2 separate regions of the Mus musculus genome follow, and region 2 is linked to region 1. The links are chromatin loops, found by intact Hi-C in ENCODE. Cell type or tissue: heart. All regions are shown on one strand. Each heading gives the region's core, and the rest is flanking DNA. Links, peaks and the distances in the headings are about the cores only.

Region 1 (5,369 bases), core at 247-5,246:
ACTGTGTTGGGCCCAGGAGGTTACAGCTGGAGGGAGACAGACCCATGGGAGCTTGTAGTCTCCCAGAGGACACAGGAAAGCAACACATACGATGTCACGCCAAACTGGCATGGATGTTACACAAAGAGGGAAGATAAGTGGGGGGCGCCTGGCTTTATGATGGAGTATTAGACAAACAAGAGACTTATGCACTCAGAAGGGGTACCACTGAGGGGAAAGTGGGACATAGGTGAGTTCTTTTTGGTGGGACCCTCAAACATCAGAGACCGGAGAAGGTTCAGCCATGTTCCAGTTTCTGAGTATCTAAGGGAAGTTCATTCAAGACCTCAAGTCTAACTGAAATCACTCATGGATCGGCCTGGCCTCAGAGCATCTGGGACAGGGATGCTGAGTGAGCTGACCTGGTTTGGCATCAGAGGAGGAGGGGCATGAAGATAGATAGGTTCATGATATGTATCTTTGGCACGCACTGACAGGGCACATGTCAGGTTCACGGTAGACTCCAGCACCTGACCTCTAAGATGAGGACAGTGGGAGGAGCAGACCAGGGGAAGGCTGGATGGCTTTAATCTGAAATGCCATTACACATCTTTTTTGTTTGTTTGTTTGCTTGTTTGTTAGTTTTTTTTTTTTTTTTTTGAGACAGGGTTTCTCTTTATAGCCCTGGCTGTCCTGGAACTCACTCTGTAGACCAGGCTGGCCTCGAACTCAGAAATCCGCCTGCCTCTGCCTCCCGAGTGCTGGGATTAAAGGCATGCGCCACCACCGCCGGGCACCATTACACATCTGGAGGTATGGTCAGCTGAACATGAGCTATAAAAGAAGGAGGGGGACCCAGGGCTCCTGATATGTGAACAATGAAAGCCGAAAGCACCCACAATGGGCCAAGCCCTTCAGAGGCTTGCCACGGAATCCCTGGAAAGTGGTACTAGGCATTGTCCTCGCTTTGCTGATGAGAACATAGACAGAGGGTGTGGGGCTCTAAAAATAACCTCCTCGAGGCCACAAAACAGTCCAGCAGGACCAGTCCATGGTCTTAGCTGCTTGGCAGTACTGTCTCAATCTTTCATGTACTCAATAGCTATAAACTAGGATGCAGGTTCATAATCCCAGCTATGCTGGATGCTGAGGCAGGAGGATGCTGAGGCCAAAGGTAGTTGGAACTCCAGAGTCATTTCCAAGCCAGCCTGCATAACTTAGTGACACCCTGTCTCAAAAGACAGACAGAAGGGACCGTGGCCCAGGGAGGAACATCTGCTTAACCGCCATAGGGTTCAGTCCCAAAGACAACGAAAAACAATATTTACTGGATGATCATCATTTACAGGTCCCCCCCCCGACCCCCAGGGGCTAAGTGGGCTGAGGATGTAGCTCAGTAGAGTGCCAGCCAAGTAGGTTAGAAGCCCTAGGTTTGATCCTCAGCACCACCTAAAACCTGACTTGGCGGTGCAGAGGCAGGAGGATCAGAAGTTCAAGGACCGTCTTGGGGCAAAATAGAGAGTTCAAGGCCAGCTTTCGATACGTGAGATATACTGTAAGAAAAAAAGGCAAGGTGGGGGTGGGGGTGGCGACGGGAGAACAGGTCACAGCGCTTGTTGCCGTGAAGGACTCTGGCTCTTTTTCTGTGGTGTGAGTGGAGGGTTGGAGCAGAGGCGCGACGTGTCTTAGCCTTAACAGGATGGCTGCGGCCACGTGGGGTGGCGCAGGGTGGAGGGCGGGCCAGGGAGACTGTAGCAGCCATCAGGTGAAAGGTGGCTGGGCAGAGGTGGCCGAGAGAGAATGAGGCACGGTCTGGATCCGGAGTGCACTGGATCAACGCGTGAGGGGTCAAAGGTGACTCCAGGCTTTGAGTCTGAGCTGCAGGAAGTAACATGATCTAGAACTTGGACCCACATTAAGCAGAACCTGTTGCTACACCCCCACAATGGTGATGTTGAGGAACTACGAGATCCTGGGCAGCAGAGATAAACTTAAGAATTGTGGACTTGCCTTTCAAAGCCACCAGGCTGGGTGGGACCATTCAGGGGTTCCACTCCAGTGACTGGCTCAGAATCCCAGGCCCACATGGATCTCTGGGGCTCTACAGCCCCCAGCCCCTTAGCCACAATTTCTTTATTTCTTTTCTTTTTCCATTCTAGCACCTGCCATGAGGGAGGGCATTGGGAGTGCGACCAGGAGCCGTGTCTAGTGGACCCAGACATGATTAAAGCCATCAACCGAGGCAACTACGGGTGAGAGGCCCTGGGTATCAGTGGGCACAGGAGGGTGCATACCTGTGCACACACATGATCATCACACATGGCTATTATGCTACGCACACATGTTAGAACTGACTTCTGTCCCTTGTAGCTGTCACGGCTCCAGGACCTCTAGCCTTGACAGGTTTGACTTTCCCTTCTCTCCTCCAGGTGGCAGGCTGGGAACCACAGTGCCTTCTGGGGCATGACCCTGGATGAGGGCATTCGCTACCGCCTGGGCACAATCCGCCCATCCTCCACTGTCATGAATATGAATGAGATTTATGTAAGTCCGTGCTCGCCCACATCCCTACCATCTATCTCCCAATGACTTAGCACGTGGGAACGATGAGCCTCTTCTTGTCCTGCCAAGAGCCTGTCCTCCAGGATGAGGCTGTGTGGCCTTGGGCATATCATTGCCTTCTCTGATGGGACTGTGCTTCCAAACCTTCTGGTGCTTGAAGCAGCCCCTCCTGCCTCCTCAGCCTGGGAAAAAATGCTGTTGGGTCCAGTACAGCTGGGTCAAGACCCAAGGGGCCGAGGGGGTCACCTTGGTATTTTAGGAAAAGAGGGACAGACAGCTCTGGCCAGAAAGCAACAATTCTCGGAAAAACTGCTGACTCAGTGAATCCCCTAGGGAGGAGGGGGCTTCTGTTTTTCCACCAGACCCTGCCAGTCTTAGGGAGAGTGGGGGCAGGTAAAGACTCCCATGCAGCCTGGGCAGGGCTCTGCTGTCCATCAAAGCAGACAGGGAGAGGCCAGGGGACTTCTGCTCAAGGCCAGGGTGACCAGCCCCTGGCCCTGCCTTTCTCCCTGGGGCTGCTTTGCTATTTTCTGCTGTTTGTCTTGGCGGCCTGCCTGGTCACGGGACCTTACTGTTTCTTCCCGCCCCTGTCCTTTGGGGCTTGGAGGCCACTGCCACGGCAGGAAGGAGGGTGTGGCTGATCAGAAGGTACAGAGAAAAGTGGCAGGAGAAGAGAGTGGGAAGCGGGTGGCCCTGGCTGCCGTGCCTCATTACCCACGTGTAATCTTTGCGGGTCCCTGAACAGGGCTGATTATTCCACTCAAGTAACGGGAATGCCACTACCCCACCCCACCCCCAGAAGCAGGGCAACACCGGATCCCAATGCCGGAGGCTCTGGATTCTCATTGTGCCTCCAAAGCGTGGGTTCATGGGATGACAGGACCATGCTAGAAAGCAAGTGGAATCACTTTTTTTTTTTTTTTTTTTTTTTTTTTTTTTTTTTACAGACGGTGCTGGGCCAAGGGGAAGTGCTACCCACTGCCTTTGAAGCTTCAGAGAAGTGGCCCAACCTGATCCACGAGCCATTGGACCAGGGCAATTGTGCAGGTTCCTGGGCTTTCTCCACAGCAGGTGTGTCCAGGGGCAGGAGCTGGCACTAGAGAGGAGGGCCACGGCCTGGCTTCTGACAGCTCTTTCTGCCTTCCCCACTAGCTGTCGCATCTGATCGCGTCTCTATCCATTCTTTGGGACACATGACACCCATCCTATCACCGCAAAACCTGCTGTCCTGTGATACCCACCACCAGCAGGGCTGCCGAGGTGGGCGTCTTGATGGCGCTTGGTGGTTCCTGCGGCGCCGCGGGTACGCACGCGCACAGGGGTTGTGGGCTGGAAGAGGATATAGCACCCTTTAGAACCTAGGCTTTGTGGTGCCATAGCGCTATGGCTCTTGCTTCTTTCTCTAGGGTGGTGTCTGACAACTGTTACCCATTCTCCGGCCGTGAGCAGAACGAGGCCAGCCCCACTCCTCGTTGTATGATGCACAGCCGCGCCATGGGGCGGGGCAAGCGCCAAGCCACTTCCCGCTGCCCCAATGGTCAGGTTGATTCCAACGACATCTACCAGGTCACGCCTGCCTACCGCCTGGGCTCTGATGTAAGTCTAAACATGGGAAGGGCGGAGAAGCAAGAGTTGGGGGTTTGGTCCGCTAAATCTTACACTGATGGACCTTTCTCCACCCCCACCCCCCCCCCCCCAGGAGAAGGAGATCATGAAGGAGCTAATGGAAAACGGCCCTGTTCAAGGTAACCATCCCCAGGCTTTCTCTGGTTCCAGAAACTTCTTGCTGGAGGCTGGGCGCAGGGCCTAAGAAATCTCTCCAACTTTAGGTACCAGATGCAGTTGTAAGAGGAGTGGAGGGTCCGTTACCCTTTCTTTGCAGGAAGCTCCTACTTAAATCAATGTCTAATATGAGGCTCTGGTGTCTGGATGCTCAGAATAGCAGGCCAAGCCCTGTCTTTGTCTCTGCCCACAGCACTCATGGAAGTACACGAGGACTTCTTCTTGTACCAGCGTGGCATCTACAGCCACACACCTGTAAGCCAGGGGAGGCCGGAGCAGTACCGCAGACATGGGACTCACTCAGTCAAGATCACTGGGTGAGTGAGGTTCCTGAGGGCACATGGGACTAGGAGCAGTGGCATTTACTCTGGGAATTCTCTGAAATTCTTTGTGTTCTCTGCCAAACTGAGGCTGCTCCTCCCTCCTCCCATTGCCAAAAAGGAAACAGACACAGAGAGGAGGGGCTGCTTGCAGGGGTGCGGGGACCGTGAGGAGCTTTGAAGGGTGTCTGGGAACAGTGAAACTGCCCCCTTGAATTTGAGAATTCAAGAGCTAATGGGGTGGGGTTGGGGGAGCGCATCCGGGACCTCAGCACTGAGATGTGGGCAGAAGGATTCGGAGCTAAAAGGTCACCTTTGCCTTCAACTTCACGAGTAGTTTGGACTATGTGAAACCTTGTCTCAAAACACAAACTTGTCCCAACTCTGGCCAACCACTGAGTGACAGGCTATGCAGAGAGGGGTGAACACTCATCAGGTCCCTGGCTACGCTCAGATTTCAGAAGTCACAGGGGTAGCTTGGGGGTGCTGCGATCCAGATGTTGAGACCCGGTGCAAGCAGTGCCCCCTCTCCCTCTTGCTTTGCCGCTAGGTGGGGAGAAGAGACGCTGCCAGACGGAAGGACCATTAAGTACTGGGTGAGTCTCTGGTGCGAGGCTGAGTCCCAAGTTCCTGCCCTTCTGAGCCCTCCATCATCTGTCTTTTGCCTCATGTCTCTCCCCTTTTCACTCCCAGACTGCTGCCAACTCGTGGGGCCCATGGTGGGGT
Region 2 (5,369 bases), core at 88-5,087, 350 kb after region 1:
CCAATAAATTCCCCCCCAATAACAAACAAAATTCCCAAGCATAAAAGTCTGCTACATTTCTTTAATCAGACTTTCCTCCCAGACACATCCCAGGTGCCTCATAAAAACTGTCTCGAAGCACACACCCTGGGGCCCCAAGACAGTTTCAAGGCACTCTCCTCCTCCCGCATGAAAGCCTAGCTTAGGACCCCACATGCCTCAAGTCAGCATCTCCTCCAACCATCCTCTTGCCTCAAAGGCACTTGTCCTCTCCATTGGCTTCCCCAGCTCTCCTGTGTGCAAACTGCTAGGTCATTCTAAGGATGAGAAATTTCAAAATCAGATATGCTACTGAGAGAATGGTTTGGTATTCTGGAAAAATGACCTTAAACATTTTTAATCCAATTCTTATCATCTGTGTGACCTGGGACAAGCTACTGAACAAAGTGCCTGCTGCCCATGCGTCTCTTATCTCACTAAGTCCAGGGGGCACATCACCAAACCCCCAGTGCCTAGCAAACAAACAGAAGCATCTCAAAAAGCCTGCCAAACAAATGCCAACAAGGCTAACCTCCCCTTCGTGGCGTGATAAATGAATATTAAAGGCACCTGAAGCATAGCAGCACTTATTACTAATCACTCCCACCTCCCAGGAAAAGACAATTCTGCCTCTCAAGCAGGGGATGCCAGTTTCTGAGAGGACACACTAAGAATACACCATTCATTTCTACCCAAGCTTAGTGGGGTCATGCCTGCCATGTTAGCAGCTGGAAAGCTGCAGCAAGAATACCACAAATGTCAGGCCAGCAGTTAAGTTCCAGGCCAGGCTACAGGATGAGACCTGACCTCAAAAGAACTATGATAGATAACTTCATATTGAATTTTGTTGTAATTCTATACCCACTATCACAAAGAACCACCTTTTTTTTTAACTTTCCTTATTCCCAACATTTTTTTGTAGTAGTGTCACTAGGAATTAAACTGAGTTCTTCTTTGTACGAGGCAGTGCTCTACGGCAGAGCTATCCTCAGATCCCTTTTACTATTTTGAACACCCCCCCTCCTTTTTTTTTTTTTTTTTACTATTTTGAGATTTAGGCCTCACAAAGTTTCACAAACTGCCCCTGAAACCTTCCATCCTCTGGCCTCTGATGCCCGAGGAGCTGAGATCACAGACCTCTGCCACCAGGCTCAGTTTTACTCACTTATTTCCAATTACCTTCTATGATTACATCATTAAACAGAAAATCTTTATCAACAGTTCATCTCAAATCCCCAACTCAGCCTACTTATATACCTATACCTTTAACACTTGGGAGAGACTTGAGGCAGGAAGATCAGAGTTCAAAGCCAACCTGTTATGAAGCATTTGAGATGATACCAAATCAAGAACCTATTTGGAACTTCTAAAAGTCCAATAAAACAAATGAAACAAAAGAACTTCTTCTGCATCCCCCATAGAAAAAGTCCATTAACAATTCTTTCCGATCATCCGATCCAAAACTAAGAGTGTCAGGATCAAAAAACGAAGCTCTGATAATGTGAGTTCTTCTATAGTCTTAGTTTCCTCTTGCACACTAACAAGGCTCAACTTCTCTCACTTCCTGTCTGAAACAGCTCAGTAACACAGAGCGGGGAAGCAAGTAAATACCATATACTAATCCAGCAATAGCGACTCCAAACTGAAACATTTGCTGAATGCCTACAATGACGCTAGATTAGTCACTTTATACTTCGTGACAAATCCAAGGGCAGAAACTAAACTATGGCACTTTATCGATATTTATGACCGTTTCTTAGGCGCTTTTCTGCAGAAGGATACGAGAGAGTCACAGATAAAAGATACCGCGGCTTACCTCATTAAATAGCCTTGACCTCAACACTGAGCATTTGCCAAAAAAAAAAAAGTTTACGCTTCCGAATACTTTACCGGCTAAAACTCAGACTCCGGGACAAGAGTCAAGCTTGGATGGTTAGCGCTGGGAAATGGGGGTGGGGAGGATGGCAAAGACATCTCTGGAAATTCATAAATTTACAATACATTTTTACGAAAAGGGGAAAGAACGCCAGAGATCAGCGTCACGGGAGACTCAGACCCTTTTCTCTTACTTGACTGCAACTCAGGGATCCCACGCTTGAGTGAATTAAGTCCCTGGACGCGAAGGGTTCCCTATCAACACAAAGACCAAGGGGCCTCCAGGATGCCTGTGCTCACGCGCCGGACAAACGCAGGCGCACCCCTGCACACCACCTAGTCCGCCACGCTCCTCCTCGTCCCCACTCGCTCTCACCACACCTTCGCCCCCACAAGGACACATGCTGCCCGCACACGCACCTTCTCCCGCATTCTTCTACGCTCTCTCGCTCTCTCGCTCGCTCACCCCACCTCGAGCCGCGCTCCCCGCCCCTGGCCCGGCCCGGCCCTCCTTCCGGGGACGTGTCTCGGGCCTGCTCTAATGGCAGCGGCGCCTCCCGCCCTCCCCTGCCCGAGGCCCGGGCGCCGCGCGGGGCCGCCCGGGAGGGGCGCACTCACGCTGGCAAGCTGGGGACTGGGCATTGAAGGCCGGCGGAGGCGGGAGCGAGGAGGCGCCTCTCTCCTCAGTCACCTCGGCGGCGGCGGCGGCGGCGGGAGCGGCGGCGGCGGCGGCGACGACTCCCCCCCAGCCTCGGCGCGCGACACCCGGCCCGGCCCGGCGGCGGCGGCGGCGGCGCGTGTCCACGAGTCCGTCTTGCTGCTGCTACTGTTGCTGCCGCGACCGCCGCTGTGTTCCCCCCCCGCTGCCGCCGCTGCCCCCGCTACCGCCGCTGCCCGCTGGCGTCGCCTCGCGCCGTGCCCGGCCGCTGCTGCCGCTCCAGCCGCTCCCGGACGAACGACGGTTACAGCCCGGCCGATCGCGCCGCCGCCACCACCGCTGCGCGCGCAGCCGGACCAGCTCCCGCCGCCGCCCCTCAGGGGGCGCTGCGGGGCGCGGCGCGCGCGGCGCAGCCACGCCCTCGGAACCGATGATTGGCTGCCGGCGGCTCGCGGCGGTTGGCCCCACCCACTCTGCCTACAGAGCTTTGACCCACTGCCCTGGGCGCCTCCCGCGCTCCGCCTCCGCGTGGCTTGCTGCGCTCGGCACTGGGGGCGACGGAAGGCGTATACATGTGACCGGCGCGGGGTGGGGGTAGCGGGGTGACGAACGTGGCTGAGGGAAGCGCCCGCCCACTCTGCGACTCGCCCATCCGCACCTGGGTCTAAGTTAGCGCCTCTGGCCACCCAGTGACCCGCAAGGTCGCGGGCGGATTCCGGATCCCGGGAGGCGCCTCGAGCCAGATCCCGCTGGGTCTGGGACTGGGACTGGGCGGCAACCGGGGCCTGAGCTCGGGGATTTCCAGCTCAGAAGTGGGGAACCGAGTACCTTATACTTGGCTGTCCTTCCTGGAGGCCTCGAACATCTCTGCGAAGTCTCTCTGCCCTGCTCCCCAGACCTCTATCGGGCAAGCAACACACAGACTCTTTAGATACGGAAATGCAGAATTAAGGAAAAAGTTTTTTCCTAGGTATTCTCAACTATTAAGCGGAATACTGTCTTCACAGCACAGATACTCTTCAATACTTAAATAAAGTATGAAGAATGGGCGTGATTAAAAAAAAAAGTCTGGCGGTGGTGGCCTATGCCTTTAAACCCAGTTCAAGGCCAGCCTGGTCTACAGAAAGAAAGCACCTCTAGAATTGGAACTGGGAATAGAACTCTGGGAAAAGCTTGCCTTGCATGTGAGGCCCTAAATTCAACTCTTGGGAGCCTCAAAAAAAAAAAAAAGTTTGAGTTGGATTTTAACAGTTTTGAAGATTATCTTAGAGATTCTCTAATGGAAGGAGGTTTTTTGTGTTGTGTTGTTTTGTTTTGTTTTTGTTTGCCTTTTGCTTTTGAAACCTGGCCAGAAGTTATAAGCCAGTTCATGCATCTTGATTTCTTGTTTGGAAAATGTGGTTACCCGGTGAGTTGGGAGGCTGGTTTGGGCTATTGCCAAGTGGAACAGGAAAAGGCTCTGGAGGCTGGCCTGAGAAGTGGGTTAGATTTCCCCAAGATGGGAGTGGGCAGAAAAGTGTATACTCACTATCCCGCACGGAACCCTCGCCCACCCAGGATTGACACTTACAAGGAAATGAGAATGCCCCTGGAGCTATCGCTCCCCAGTGTGTTCATCCTGCCCTTGCCCTGTGAGGAAATGCAGTGGTCAGTGGTCATTAGCCCTTTCCCACGAGGCAGTCCTGGAGCATCGCTCCTCACCAGAAGCTGCCCTTTAGAACTTAGTTTTAAAAAGAAAGATCTAATGACTCAGCCTCCTACAGCCACAGCGCAGAACTCAGGAGGATGGGGTATTTTAGGGCAAGTCTGTGTGGCCTTGCTGTGTGGGAGTTAAAAGGCCTTGAGGAGCAAGAGAGTCTAGAGATTAGAATCAAGGCCCCTGGCAGAGGGTGTGAAGGCTGCGCAAGGGTTGCCTGCATTATTCTCCCAGCCTTTCTTCAGGCAGCGTCTCTCCAAGGACAGACTGGAGAGGAAGAACTAACCACCCAGCAGAACTTTGGCTGCATTTCCTGGTTATGGATGCTTCATTTATGGCTTCAAAACACCTTATTATGCACATCCTACCATAGTATGTACAACATGCTATAAATGCCTGTTTTCATGATTCTCCTCTGCAGGACCGGTCTACTAGGGCAAATGAGTAGATAGCTGAAGGAATGAATTTCCCACCGCCTGGCTCTCAGCCGGGCCCTAAAATATCAGTAAGTAACATAACATGAGGATAACAGCAACACCTACACTAATGGCCATTTTTAAAAGCACCTACTCTATTCCAAGCTCTGGGCAAGGTGCTTTTAAATAAATTACCAGACTTATGTTTCTAAATAACCCTGTGAAGAAGGTATTATTAACTCATTTTAAAAGAGAATAGAGGCTTAGAGAAATGAAACGTCAGAGGCAGAACTTGGCCCGGGTTTGTCTGCCTCTGGGGCCCAGATAATCGTGTTAGTCTCTGACTTCCGTCACTAATTGGTGTCCCGCAGAGTGCGCTGGAAAGCCTACCGAGACCTCGGGCGCCCACCTATACGAGACCACAGGGTCACCATCACTGCGCCTTACCCGTAGGCCAGTGAAGAGGTATACAAGCCTCTCAAACCTAGTTTTTCCAGAGAAGGTTACAAGGCAGTTTTACTTCCTCCCCACCATAAACAGAGCGGGAACCGGGCTGCGGGTGCCTTATTAAACCCAAACCACCTTGGCAGTGAGCTTCACACATAAGTACCCTGAGTTTATCCAGGGCCATTGCTGAAGCACTCCAAGTGCCATTAGCTTATTAATCCTCCCAGCCCCCATGTGAGGCTAAAGCTGGCGGTATTCC

Evidence for each region. A loop is a pair of places that touch in the nucleus more often than their neighbours do. Peaks named below come from ENCODE experiments on the same cell type or tissue, not always from the same donor. Only the 100,000 strongest peaks of a DNase experiment are listed, where the experiment ranks them.
Region 2: it touches region 1 in a loop (1.8-fold over the local background); 2 of 42 quality-filtered maps call a loop at or near these places.

What each region holds. Positions count from the first base shown.
Region 1 is chr4:130,166,173-130,171,541 of GRCm38, reverse strand. Tinagl1 (tubulointerstitial nephritis antigen-like 1) reads left to right here. Exons shown (of 12, transcript NM_001168333.1): 4 at 2,139-2,231; 5 at 2,409-2,523; 6 at 3,489-3,612; 7 at 3,694-3,844; 8 at 3,948-4,137; 9 at 4,241-4,286; 10 at 4,517-4,640; 11 at 5,194-5,239; 12 at 5,337-5,369. Among named protein-coding and RNA genes, the nearest start is that of Gm52490, 4.5 kb to the left of the region's middle. In heart, for the core only: a CTCF peak has its summit at 2,411 (motif pointing right); DNase peaks (open chromatin) are centred at 961, 3,101, 4,061, 4,721 and 2 weaker places; H3K4me3 peaks cover 1,632 bases; H3K27ac peaks cover 4,688 bases.
Region 2 is chr4:129,817,744-129,823,112 of GRCm38, reverse strand. It overlaps Ptp4a2 (protein tyrosine phosphatase 4a2), which reads right to left and starts at 2,634. Exons shown (of 6, transcript NM_008974.4): 1 at 2,512-2,634. In heart, for the core only: CTCF peaks have their summits at 2,365 and 2,995; DNase peaks (open chromatin) are centred at 602, 2,412, 3,072 and 4,142; H3K4me3 peaks cover 4,355 bases; H3K27ac peaks cover 3,786 bases.